Regions from separate parts of the Homo sapiens genome. Here region 2 is linked to region 1. Evidence: chromatin contacts called from ENCODE Hi-C or POLR2A ChIA-PET data. All regions are on one chromosome and are shown on one strand. The core of a region is the stretch at or near the end of the contact, and the rest is flanking DNA. Distances in the headings are between cores, read along the strand shown. Region 1 overlaps LOC105378319 (a long non-coding RNA gene). Region 2 overlaps SLC16A9 (solute carrier family 16 member 9).

Evidence for each region. Hi-C counts contacts between places; a loop is a spot of excess contacts on that map. ChIA-PET counts read pairs that join two places held with the same protein, here RNA polymerase II (POLR2A). Pooled maps may share reads with other maps.
Region 2: a loop to region 1 is called in a map of endothelial cell of hepatic sinusoid, with 6 times the contacts of the local background. The contact joins two enhancer-like sites. A Hi-C loop is called at or near these places in 8 of 168 maps with a recorded cell type or tissue (PC-3, astrocyte of the cerebellum, cardiac septum and 5 more), 2 of 37 single-sample maps with no recorded cell type and 1 of 50 pooled maps. POLR2A ChIA-PET finds 5 or more read pairs at or near these places in 4 of 52 experiments (GM12878, MCF 10A, WTC11 and 1 more).

Annotation. Positions count from the first base shown.
Region 1 is chr10:59,645,252-59,651,626 of GRCh38, reverse strand. LOC105378319 (a long non-coding RNA gene) reads right to left here. Exons shown (of 3, transcript XR_945991.3): 3 at 2,849-2,957. SLC16A9 (solute carrier family 16 member 9) reads left to right here. Exons shown (of 6, transcript NM_194298.3): 6 at 1-863. Among named protein-coding and RNA genes, the nearest start is that of SLC16A9, 61 kb to the left of the region's middle. Within about 2 kb of position 2,793, at least 4 of the 41 ENCODE cell types and tissues checked have a DNase peak (open chromatin) inside an H3K27ac peak, as active enhancers do.
Region 2 is chr10:59,689,590-59,695,964 of GRCh38, reverse strand. The region is part of intron 1 of SLC16A9 (solute carrier family 16 member 9); the gene reads left to right. Among named protein-coding and RNA genes, the nearest start is that of SLC16A9, 17 kb to the left of the region's middle. Within about 2 kb of position 3,629, at least 2 of the 41 ENCODE cell types and tissues checked have a DNase peak (open chromatin) inside an H3K27ac peak, as active enhancers do.

The DNA of each region.
Region 1 (6,375 bases), core at 1,544-4,043:
TCTAAAGAAATGGGTTTTAAACTTTGGTATGCATCAGAATTCCCTATAGATCTTTTTGAAAATATAGGTACCTGGGTATCACACATAGAACTTTTAATTCTGCTGGTGTAGGCTGTTGCCCAAACATCTATAATTTTACTGAGCTCTTCAAGTGATTCTGATAACACAGCCTGGATTGAGAATTTTTATAAGATTGGCAATGGAAAAACATTTATTCTTTTAAATAATAATTTTTTTAAAACCCAAGAGGTCAGGGGATTTTATAAACCAATAGCCAAGTGTTCTTTAAATAGGAGGCACCCTTCCCATTGTGCCAAAATCATCTTTTCATTTATTTTGAAATTTGTATGATTATTTTATACTTGTATGTTGCCTTTCTTCGAAGGCGCCTGAAGCACTTTATAAACACAAATCCTCACAATACCTCTGTGAGGTAGGTAAATAGTACTTTTCTATGTAGTAAACCTGGAATATGGAGAATTTCATAACAGTTCATTCTACTTAATAATGCAATAATGGAGCTCCAAGTTGTCTTGGACTTCTACACCACACTCAGACTTCTGGAAAGTTTTCTGTACCTCATTCTTTAGTCCCTGTCAAGGTTAGTAAATAAAATAAGTGACATAAAAAAAAAAAAAACTAAACTACTTGTTGTGTTGAAAGTTCCTTTTTGCCAGTTATGTTCAGGAAACCCAATAACCTGAAAAAGTTTGACTTTGATGTGACATCTTCATATTCATCAATGCTGATAATTGTCCAAAGGCATCTTCACTATGTCTGCTAAATAACATCCAATGTGGGCGTTATCTGTTGTCTAGGGGATGAATTTTAAGTTACAATAAAATATTTTTCTTTGTTTTGCATCAGTTTGGTTGCTTTTTCTCCTCTTAGTTCTCCACCCAATTATAGTGACATGTCACTTGAATGTAAAACTATAAATTACCTGGCATAATTCAGACTCTGGAACATGGTTATTGGACAAAAGCATATTCAAAATGCTTAGCTACTTTTACCATTGCCTTCCAAAAAGCTAGTTTATCAGCTTTACCTCTTGTGGTAAAGAGTACTCTGCAGGTCTTAGTTCTTAATAATAATTTATAGAATTCTTAATATGTTTCAAGCTTATGTTGTTTAACCCTCATAATAACCTTGTGAGATGGAGATTATGACCCTCATTTTATGATCTAAAACATAATTGTCATAATACTATGGACAACATATTATAAAAGCATAAGTAATTTCCAAAATCAAAATGCAAAATTTTTCTCTTTGTAGAAATTAAAGTAAACCCTTTAATTTCTAACATGGTTCAGAAATTAGCCCTGGCCAGGAGGGTTGCTCTAAAGCCAATCCTTTAGTGAACAGAGAAAATTTTCTGTAGGGTAATCATGTCAGCAGGGAAGAAGGTTCAGCCACCGACCTTTAAAGGGCTCATGAGGAACAGTTCCCAAGAACCAGGAGTTCCAGTACTGGGAGGTCATGACCAAACATTTACGCCAGCCAACCAGTCCAGTGACCTTAGGTAGCCTCGGTGCTTAGCAGTTGGTATAGAATTATCCTAACTCAGGATGTTCCAGGACATAAAGGGGAGCTCCATTTTGAAACAAAGGACATCTCATTTTCTCTTTTACTTAGAAGGAATATTATATTGAACACATAAAATACATGATTTACATTAGCAGTGCCATGCACTTTCTCCTTCATTAGTAACAATCTTGGGCGGGGTACAGTGGCTTATATCTGTAATTCCAGCAATTTGAGAGACTGAGTGGGTGGATCACTCGAGGCCAGAATTTGGAGACCAGCCCGGTCAACATGGTGAAACCCCATCTCAACTAAAAATACAAAAATTAGCCAGGTGTGGTAGCACATGCCTGTAATCCCGGCTACTCAGGTGACTGAGGCAGGAGAGTCACTTGAACCCAGGAGTTGGAGGCTGCAGTGAGCCAAGATTGCACCACTACACTTCAGTCTTGGTGACAGAATGAGACCCCATCTCAAAAAGAAAAAAATATCTTGGGACCGTCTGCTATATAGTCAATTGTATATGAAGGATGTCAGTAAAATCCCTCTTTGAGGAAGGAGTTTAATCGCACTCAGTTAAAATGATCAGAGCTCTATGAATACATGGATAATACTTGGGACTGCAGTGTACATACTTGTTAAGGTTGTGATTCCACAACCAGATTGCCTATCTCAGTCCCTGTGGCCAGGTGACTGTGAGCGAATTATTTAGCCTCTCAGAGCCTCAGTTTCCTCATTTATAAAACACATCATAGGGCTATTGTGGGAATTAAATAAGATTCCCAATATATATACCTGATATGTAGTAGATGTCCAATAAAATATTAGCTATTATTTTTGTCGTTGTCATTCTTAAATGTATTGCTTCTCTGTACCTGAGGGAGGCATCAAGTGTTCCGGGAACAGGTGTAGGGTTAATGTTTGCATTAAAGGGCTTCATTTGGAAGAATAATGAGCCTCTGTTATTCCTAATCACATAATTGTCGCAGCTTTTGCCTGTTCTTGTCAAAATCTTCTTTCCCTAGGGATTCATGACTCAGCACATTTTTTTGGAATTGCCATTCAGAAGCTTTCACACAAAACAAAACACAGGCCGTTCCTCCACAAATCAAATAGAAGCCACTTTGTAAATTGAATTGCTATGGGAATTTGAACTTTTTCTTCTCTTAAGAACTCTCATCTGAGCTGCTCCGAAGGTGGGCCTGAAATTAGGCAGAAAGCAAAATGATCCGATTTGTTTACCGAGTACTAATTGGCTTCGGCTCAGGGCCCTTACCTCACTGCTTTCCAGCCTTTGAGACTTACTCTTGAGGGAGTGCAATTTCTTGCCAGGTCTCCTGGGATTCTATTCCTAGTGGAGCTCAGCCGCATTAGTTGTTTTTTTGCTGCATGCATTCCTTGTCCTAATGAGTCATTTACTTTTATTCTTTCTCCTTGCAAAAAGAAAAAATAAATTTAAATTTAATCAGTTTTTAATAAAAAAAGATATTCTAAAATCTTTGGTAAGCAACATGTTTTCAATACATAATAATTAACCGTGGTCAAGTGCTTTCCTGTGATAGGTCACCCTAAAACTACATAGCCACAAAGATATAATTATTTTTTCTTCCTGGAAAAGTTCCTGATGTGATAAAGCAAGTTGTGATTCCTCCAGCTTAAATCTGAAAACTGCTGAATATCTACAGCTATAATAGGGCATTGCCAAGGGCAGCCCAAATGACTTTAGAACCCTAGCAACAACGGAGCAGCCATTTTTCTGGAAAGCACTCCCTAATAAACTTCCTGCATGCAAACTCTGTTTCATAGTCTCTTTCCCACCAGGAAACTGAGGACAACCGAAATCCCAACATGGTGAGATAATGCCAAGTACACAGGGTCATCAGAGCAGAGAGGGAGGGAGACACCTTTCTTGAAGGCCTTTTATGTGCCCAGTATTGTTACAGGTACTTCACAAACCATGTCTCGTCCTGTTTAAGTTCTAAAGGTGTTGGCAAGACTGGCTGCTCGACTGTCAAGATACCACAAAGATGCCTTCTTATCTTAGGACATTTGGGGTCTGGCTCTTTCCTGACAGGTTGAGGTACTTCATTTCTTATTCATCCAACACTTCTTAAGTGAGCCCCTAGTATGTGTTAGGTACTCTCCCAGGTACCAAGGATATAATGAGCAAGATAGACAAGGTTCCTGTACTCTTTGAGCTCATTGGTGCCCCAGAGCTGATCAGAATAAGTTAGATGGCAGTGCAGTTGTAACAGAAGCTTCAGCTCCTGTGGGAAATTCTGGAGCTGGGATGGTCCTTCAGCATTGGCCCAGTGGAGTTCAGTCATGTCTGACTCACATTAAGATTCCCAAAAGAATGGATTTAGGGGAGCAAGATGGCTAACTGGAGAAGCCTGGCACTCTTTCACCCCACATGAAAGAACCAAGGAAAGAAATACACAGCTAAAATTTGACTGCAGTGTTGAAGGGAGAGTGCTGGAGTACAGAGGGACAGTGGAGATACACCTGTGGTGATTGGAAGTCTAGGAGGGCAGTGTGGAGGTACCTGGTGTCTGCAGCCCTGTCTCCTCCACCTAGATCAGATTGGCCCAGAGATAGGAGGGACTTCCTGTTGCATGGGAAAGGAAGTAGAAGATCCTCACCAGCCCTCATTGATACTGCAGACAGCTACAGTCCTTACAACAGGAAAATTCTGCAGTCCTCACAAGTCCTGAGCCCAGTTTGGAGAGCTGCTGGGGATTCACTCAGCTGCATTGCCCCAGATTAGGAGCACAAGGTGTGTACTCCCTATCTACCCTCGAGCCTCTGTGAACCAAGCTGCTCAGCACAGTGCCATCTTGAGATCAAAGTCACCCCTTGAATGTACCCTGCTCTAGGGGCGAGCAGCCACTGCACCTCTCCAGCACTGGCGCTCCAGCTTCATTCCACAAGTCCGCACAGATGACTGAATGCCACAACACCAGCAGTGTGGAGCCAGAGCCCATAATCAGCTGTGACTCTGGTCCTGCACAGCCAATAAACCAACCTCTACTGCTGCACCTCCAGCCAAAAAATGGTCTGGCAGTCCCACCCAGGGTGACTCCCTCCCTTGAGCTGGCCAAACTGCTGCATACCCTATCCTAAGCAGAAGTGGTCCCTAAGCCTCCAAGCAGCTGATATGCCTCTGGGCCAGTGGAGTGGAAATGCGTCCAGGATCTGGAAACAGCCCTGTAGCAACCTTGCCCTCCACAGACAAGCCTCTGGACTGTCCAATGGCCCTGCATCCCCAACAAGGGCCTGAGAAACAGTCCTGCAGGTCACTCCTGGTGGGCATGCCTCCAGGCTAGCCAAGCAACTGTTCATCCATGTACTGGGCTTGAGAAACAGCTCCATGGGCCGCTTCTGGTGGGCACAGCCTCATGCCTGTGCTTGCATCCTGGACCTACACAACAGTGCTGGTGGGCTATTCCCTGCAGAAATACCACCAGGTTAGCCAAGCAGTCATGCAGCAACCTGCATGAGTCTGAGAATCAGCCTCGTGGCTCCCCTGACAAACAAGTCCCCAGGCCAGGTTGGCAGCCACGTGCTCATTTTTGGACCTGAAAAATAGCCTTGTGGGCCACCCACAGCAGATATGCTTCTAGGCTGACCAAGCAGCTTTATGTCTGTGTTCTAAGACAGAGAAATAGCCCCCTGGGTCACCTCCAGCAGTCATGCACTCAGGTCAGCTGAGAAGCTGTGTTACCACATCCTAGACCTGAGAAATAGCCCTAAGGGCTGCCCCTAACACATATGTCCCCAGACTGACCAAGCAGCTGTCTGCCTGCATTCTGGACCTGAGAAACAACTCTACAAGCTTCTCCGGGTAGGCACACCCCCAGCCTGGCCAAGCAACCATGTGCCTATGCTCCTGGCAAGAGTAGCAGCACTGTGGCCTCAATCCTAGTGAGCCAGTCCCCAAGTTGGCCAACCCACTGTGAATACGCATAAGCCCTTGGCCTGTGAAACAGCCTGGTGAGCCCAACACCAATAACACTGCTGCCACAACCTCTCTCAGCCTTGGCCACTGAGAAATTTTTAAATGCCACTAGTGTGGATTGTAGCTGAAGAAACTACACAAAGACTACACTGTTAAATCTACCTAGAACAAAGGCCAACATATCCCACCAAAATGATATCCCAAGACCCATTCATACAAATAAATTTTTCCTGACAAAACCTAATTCTTAAAATTGGAAGAGGTGACTTTTCCACTAGATGCATAGAAATTAACACAAGAACACATCAACCATGAAAAAGCAAGGAAACATGTCATCTCCAAATAAAAACAAGAATTCCCCAGTTACAGACTCCAATCAAGAGGAAATATATAAAAATGTCAGAAAAGAATTCAAAATAATAATCTTAAGGAAACACAGTGAGATACAAAAGAATACAGATAGACAATTCGATGAAATCAGGAAAGCAATTCATGATTTGAATAAGAAATTCCACAAAGAGATATTATAAAAAAGAACCAGACAGAAATCTTAGAGCTGAAGAATTCAAAAAAGAAATAAAAGGTACAACTGACAGCTTCAACAGCAGACTAGACCAAGCAAAAGAAATAATTTTTAAACTTGAAGACAGATTATTTGAAATAACACAGGCAGACAGAAATAAAAGAAGAAAAAAGAAAAAAGAATGAAGAAAGGCTGCAGGATTTATGAGACACCATTAAGTGAACAAATATTTGTATAATGGGCATTCCAGAAGGAGAAGAGCATGGAAAAGTTGAGAAAAATATATTTAATGAAATAATAGCAGAGAACTTCCCAAGTCTTGGGAGAGATATGGACATCCAGGTCCAGGAAGTTCAAAGAAGAAAGATTC
Region 2 (6,375 bases), core at 2,380-4,879, 44 kb before region 1:
TTCCTGTCTACCCCATCTTCATGGTAAAATTAAGAATAAAGAATAAAGGAAAGCTAGGAAGTAATTGAAAAAATTGTTAACTTGCTTAAAATAGTTTTCTGTTATCTCCTTCCTCCATATGTACCTAAAGCAGCCCAAGGACACTGATGTTGACCTCGGAAACCCTGAATTTATGTTTTTTTCTCATTGTTCAGATTCCTCTTTCAGGCTATTTAGGCATTCCTGCACCTGAGGAGAAGCTTTGCTCTGTTGCTCCTTTGTTTGAGGAGCCATAATAACCAATGAAATAAGCAATACATAATTTCCTGATTGTATTTTCCTCATACAAACCTGTTACTAGGTTAGAAATTTGGGTGTAGGTATAGGTGGGGAGAGTGGATGTGGGTGGCAAGGAGGGCCATTGACGAGGTGGGGGGGCTCGTATTTATGAAAAGTCTCATGCAGCTGCTGTTAATTTTCTAAGTCAGGCCATATATTTGGTCATTGTAACTGTGTGTTTATAGCATACATCTTTTAAAAAGTAAATTTGTTGTGTTATAACCTACATCCAGTAAAATTCAACAATTATAAGCATACAGTATGATGAGTTTTGACAAATTCACATAGGGTTTACATTAATTTTTTTGGTAACAGATTTATTAAATTATAAATTACATATAATTCACTTATTTAAAGTGTATAATTCCTTGATGGCTTTAGTATATTCAGAGTAGTACAACCATCACTACCATCAATTTTAGAGCATTTTCATCACCCCCGAAGAAACCTCATATGCATTAGCAGTCACTCCCCATTTCTCCCTACCCCAAAACCTCCCAGCCCTAGGCAGCCACTAATCTACTTTCTGTTTCTACAGATGTGCCTGTTCTGGACATTTCACATAAGTGGAATCATACAATGTGTGGTCTCTTTCAATTACATTTTCTCACTTAGCTTAAGGTTTTTAAGGTTATTCATGTTGTTGCATGTATAAGCATTCCATCCCTTTTTATTGCTGAATAATAGTCCATTGTGTAGATATATATCATACTTTATCCATTCATCAGTTGATGGGCATTTGGATCCATTATCTATATATGTTTATCAGTTTTTATCACATATAATATATAAAAATATTTAGTGTATATATATGTGTGTGTGTGTGTGTATATATATATATATATTTGAGATGGAGTCTCGCTCTGTTACCCAGGTTGGAGCGCAGTAGCACGATCTCAGGTCACTGCAACCTCCACCTCCTGGGTTTAAGCGATTCTCCTGTCTCAGCCCCCAAGTAGCTGGGATTACAGGCACCCACCATCACAGCTGGCTAATTTTTGTATTTTTAGTAGAGATGGGGTTTCACTATGTTGGCCAGGCTGGTCTTAAACTCCTGGCCTCAAGTGATCCACCCACCTTGGCCTCCCAAAGTGCTGGAATACAGGCATGAGCCACTGCACCTGGCTGAATATTTAGTATACTTAATGTATTCTATCTATAGTCTATCTTAATATATAGACTATTTTCTATATATATTAATCACTGGCTAATAGCATTCATTTTTAAGATGTAGATATTTAATCGAAACCTTGATTTTCATATCCTCTTTTTTCTTTTCTTACTTTCAATATTTAGTATGCTAGTAGTCAGAAACATGAAAGTAGCTTAATCCCATCTTGATTTCTGAGACAATCTGATCAAGGCCACCACAACTGGATTTACAGTTGTACGAAAATTATTATTTGGAGGCCAGGCGTGGTGGCTCACGCCTATAATCCCAGCACTTTGGGAGGCCGAGGCAGGTGGATCACAAGGTCAGGAGATCAAGACCATCCTGATTTACACGGTGAAACCCCGTCTCTACTAAAAATACAAAAAAAAGTTACCGGGCGTGGTGGCGGGCGCCTGTAGTCCCAGCTACTCCGGAGGCTGAGGCAGGAGAATGGCCTGAACCCGGGAGGCGGAGCTTGTGGTGAGCCGAGATAGCGCCACTGCACTCCAGCCTGGGCGACAGAGCGAGACTCCATCTCAAAATAAATAAATAAATAAATAAATAAGTAAAATTAAAAGGCCGGGTGCAGTGGCTCACGCCTGTAATCCCAGCACTTTGGGAGGCAGAGGCAGGCGGATCACGAGGTCAGGAGATCAAGACCATCCTGGCTAACAGTGAAACTCCGTCTTACTAAAAATACAAAAAAATTAGCCGGGTGTGGTGGCGGGCGCCTGTAGCCCCAGCTACTTGGGAGGCTGCGGCAGGAGAATGACGTGAACCTGGGAGGCGGAGCTTACGGTGAGCCGAGATCACGCCACTGCACTCCAGCCTGGGCGAAAGAGTGAGACTCCATCTCAAAATAAATAAATAAATAAATAAATAATACATAAAATTATTATTTGGAGTTCACCCCCTTGAATAGCTATTTCAAACCGTAGAAAATTCTTATAGAATTGTGTGTGTGTGTATATATAGACATACAGAATGAAGATGACTCAATATGATTTTACAAAGAGTTTTAATACTTTAGAAGCACAACAGGGTGGATTCTTTTTCTTTTCCTTAAAAACTGATGTTGATATATAAGTATATTTTTTTGACTTTAGAAGAGAAATGATACACTGACATCTTGAAACGTCATTGGAAAGTGACAAAATTGATCTAGTGACTATAACTTTTAAAGGACTTACGTTAGTGTTAACATGATGACATTTGCTAATACATCAATCAACAAAGAGAGTAGATTTACTTGACAGTTTAGGTCTTTGACCCAGAGGAGACTTACTTTAAAGTTCTGTCCTACTTAAAAATTGTTATAAAAATCAGTTATAAGTGTGTTGACACTGTTGCAGCTGATGACCGCAGATGCACTTTTTACCCCTTGAACAGTATAAAATGAAATTGCTTAAGAAATGGGAAGGCAAAAGTAGAAGTAGAATATTACATGTGGTATGGAGAAGGCGGACTCAAGAACTAGAGATAAGATCACTTGTGTTATGTGTCTCATGAAATGAAATGTAATTAATTTGTATTTGAATTGGGAGCTTCAGTTTGTTTTAAATATATTTGTGTACCTATTGTTTTAGAATTCCCAAAAAGTTATCTACATTTTTGCTTACATTTCATGAAAACACCCAAAGAATGACTTGTTTACCTACATTTTTTTGTTTGTTTTTAGGTATTGGTTAATTATTTCTCAATTCCCAGGATTCCTTCACCCAAACTGAGGTGGTATAGAATAAATGATACATGTTTGGAGGGACAAAAGTCATTGTTTGAGGGAAAGAGTGATATCAGTATTACAACTGCTTCTGGCTGAACAGGTTTGCTTTTTAGTTTATAAAACTTGTTACCTACATTGGAGTCAGAGCTAAAACATAATTTTCAGTAGCTTTTGAAGTGTTTTATTTTAACAGCTTTATTGAGGTATATAACTCATACATGATAAAACTGATCCATTTAATATGTGCAGCTCAGTGATTTTTAGCATGTTCATAGAGTTGTGCTACCTGCACCACAATCTAATTTTAAAATGTTTTCATCATCCCACAAAGAAGCCCTGCACCCTTTAACAGTCATTCCCCATTTCCACCCCTCAAACTTTTTTCCAAAGTGGCTTCAGCCTTTTCATCTGCCACAGCAGCATGTGAGGGTTTCAGTCCACCTCCTCGCCCATGGTTTATAGCCTTAAAGTGTCATAAATGTAACTGTAGGAAGGTCATGGAACCCAGCATGATTTAGATTTTTGATTCACCTCACAGATAACTAGATCAAGGCAAAATCAACCTGGAATCAACCATTTTTTTCCCAAGATAAAGTCACAGGATTCTAGGCTCTTAAAGTGCTTCAGCACCAGACAATCCGGTAGTGATTGAGATTCAAATAAAAATGTGCTACTGTTGACCTCCTTTTATATTTCAAGTGAAAAGTCTATCTATGAATCTTTAAGGAGATGTTTATAGACAATGCTCAAATGGGGGTTATTAGGGAAAGATAATTTTGGGGAAGGGAGCAAAGGCAACAGGAAACTGTCAGCTGAAAATAAGATTAAATACTTGTAAATCACTTTGTATTTGGCAAAAATTAGTATAGTGCATATGTATACATTTCAGGGATAGAAATACTCAGTGTTCTTAAATGTCACACCTGCAGTTCTGACAGCCTATATCCAGAGCAGAAATTTTCAGCCAATGTAAAGAGTTGAAGAAACAAAGGATTGGCATTATTTGAGCAGAACTAAACATAATCGAAGGTGCTGGAACTTAAAGCTTTATTGTGAATGAAATGTAGTCTTTCATCAATAGTCTTTTTCGTTTCCCGAAGGAAGGGATTAGAACTTGCCAACTCTCCTTTCCCCTTAAACAAAACAGGTTCTGGCTTTAGGAGATATACTATCCTTTCTACTAATGATAATCTAATTTTGTTGAATAGTGATATCTTCTTATGGTTAATATTATTTCATGCTCTTCTCTCTCCTCCAAGGGAGGCTCATAATACATGTACTGTATTTAATTTTTTTAAGTTAAAGTTAAGAAAGATGCTTACAAGTTCAAGTTCAAATTCAAATTAATTCTGTGAAACTTCTTTAAACCCTGTAGTATAAAAAAACTGCCCCTAAATTAGTGTTCTTCAAATGATCTCTCAAAATGGTTTCTAATTTTGAGTTTTATAAGGTGTCTGGTCACTCAGAGTCCTGGTTTGTTAACACTCTGGTTGAAGGAGATTCCAAATTCTCAAATAGTTTACTAGAATGTAGTACAATATCTATTTCTTAGAAACACATTTTCATACATTTGAATAAGACTCCAAAACGTTGAATGTATGCATGGATCATAAATCTAAATAACATAGTGCCTTCTGATACTTACAGATCTTGTTTCATTCATTTATTTACTTACTTATTTATTTAGAGATGGAGTCTTGCTCTGTCACCTAGGCTGGAGTGCAGTGGCGTGATCTCAGCTCACTGCAACCTCTGCCTCCCGGGTTCAAGCGATTCTCCAGCCTCAGCCTCCTGAGTAGCTGGGATTACAGGCGCGTGCCACCATGCCCAGATAATTTTTGTATTTTTTAGTAGAGACGGGGTTTTGCCATGTTGGCCAGGCTGGTCTGGAACTCCTGACCTCAGGTGATCCACCCACTTCGGCCTCCCAGAGTGCTGAGATTATAGGTGTGAGCCACCCTGCCTGGCCTTTTTTTTTTGGAAAAAAAATTCCACCACTTAGATAATATAAATGATTAATTCTACAATATGTAGAAACAATTATTTCTTGTGGTTATAAACACAGACTTCTTGAAACACATTTTTCTTGAATTTACATGGAGAGTACCATTTTTCTAATCTTGTTTTGCTCTGTGAGCCCTGTAAGAACTGCCCTCTCCAACTCCACCAAACCTATCGGGCCTATCCTGATTACACATGTATGTTCATGTTATTCCTCTTGCCTTGGCCGCCCTTCTATGAATCCCTTCATTGTTCTTCACAACTAACCTACTTTATGAGGCCCTTCCACTCCTGCTCCCATCTTGAGTGCTTTCATTTCCTTCGACTCCTAAACATTTAATATCCATCCACTTGTATGGCACCCAATCGTGTACGTACTCTTTTGCACATACCTTTCCACGTGGACACACCTTCCCATGTACACATATCTTACCTTCCTAAGTGAGTTAAAAGAGTTCCTGAGGTCAGGGACCATACCTTATATGCCTTCTGGTCTCCCTTAGTAGCTAGTGCAATATAACTTAAATGTAAGTGATCAAGAACATTTTGAATAAAGACCACTTTCTTCTTTTTTTTCTTTTTGAGACAGCATCTTGATCTGTTGCCCAGGGTGGAGAACAGTGGCATAATCATGGCTCACTGTTATGGCTCACCTCCTCAGCTCAAGCTATCTTCCTGCCTCAGCCTCCCAAGTAGCTGGGACCACAGGTGCATGCCACCACACCCAGCTAATTTTTAAGACCACTTTTATCTTGCTGCATTTCTATAAACATTAGGATAAATGGGCTTAGTGGAAGTTTTAGTTAATTTGGAATTTTTATGAAAAAGAGTGCCAAATAAGGGAATGTATCATATTAGATCATAAGATATGAAGAAGGGAGGATAATAAGAAATTTTCATAAAAATAGATATGGCACATCTATATTTCTTATATTCTATGGTCATCAACAATATTCCTCAGCTTTACCTTTGTCCCAAATGGAACCAAGTGGGGTATGGATGGTTAAAATAATCAACTTGAAATTACTGCATACTCACAATATATTTATTCAGCTGCAGGTAAAGAAATGAGTACCGATAACTTAACAAAATAATTTACTGGGTTAGCTCACAAACGTGGAAGGTTGGAGAAACCAGGCTTCGGTATCTCTAGGAGGTCAACGTAGTAGGACTGACAGAG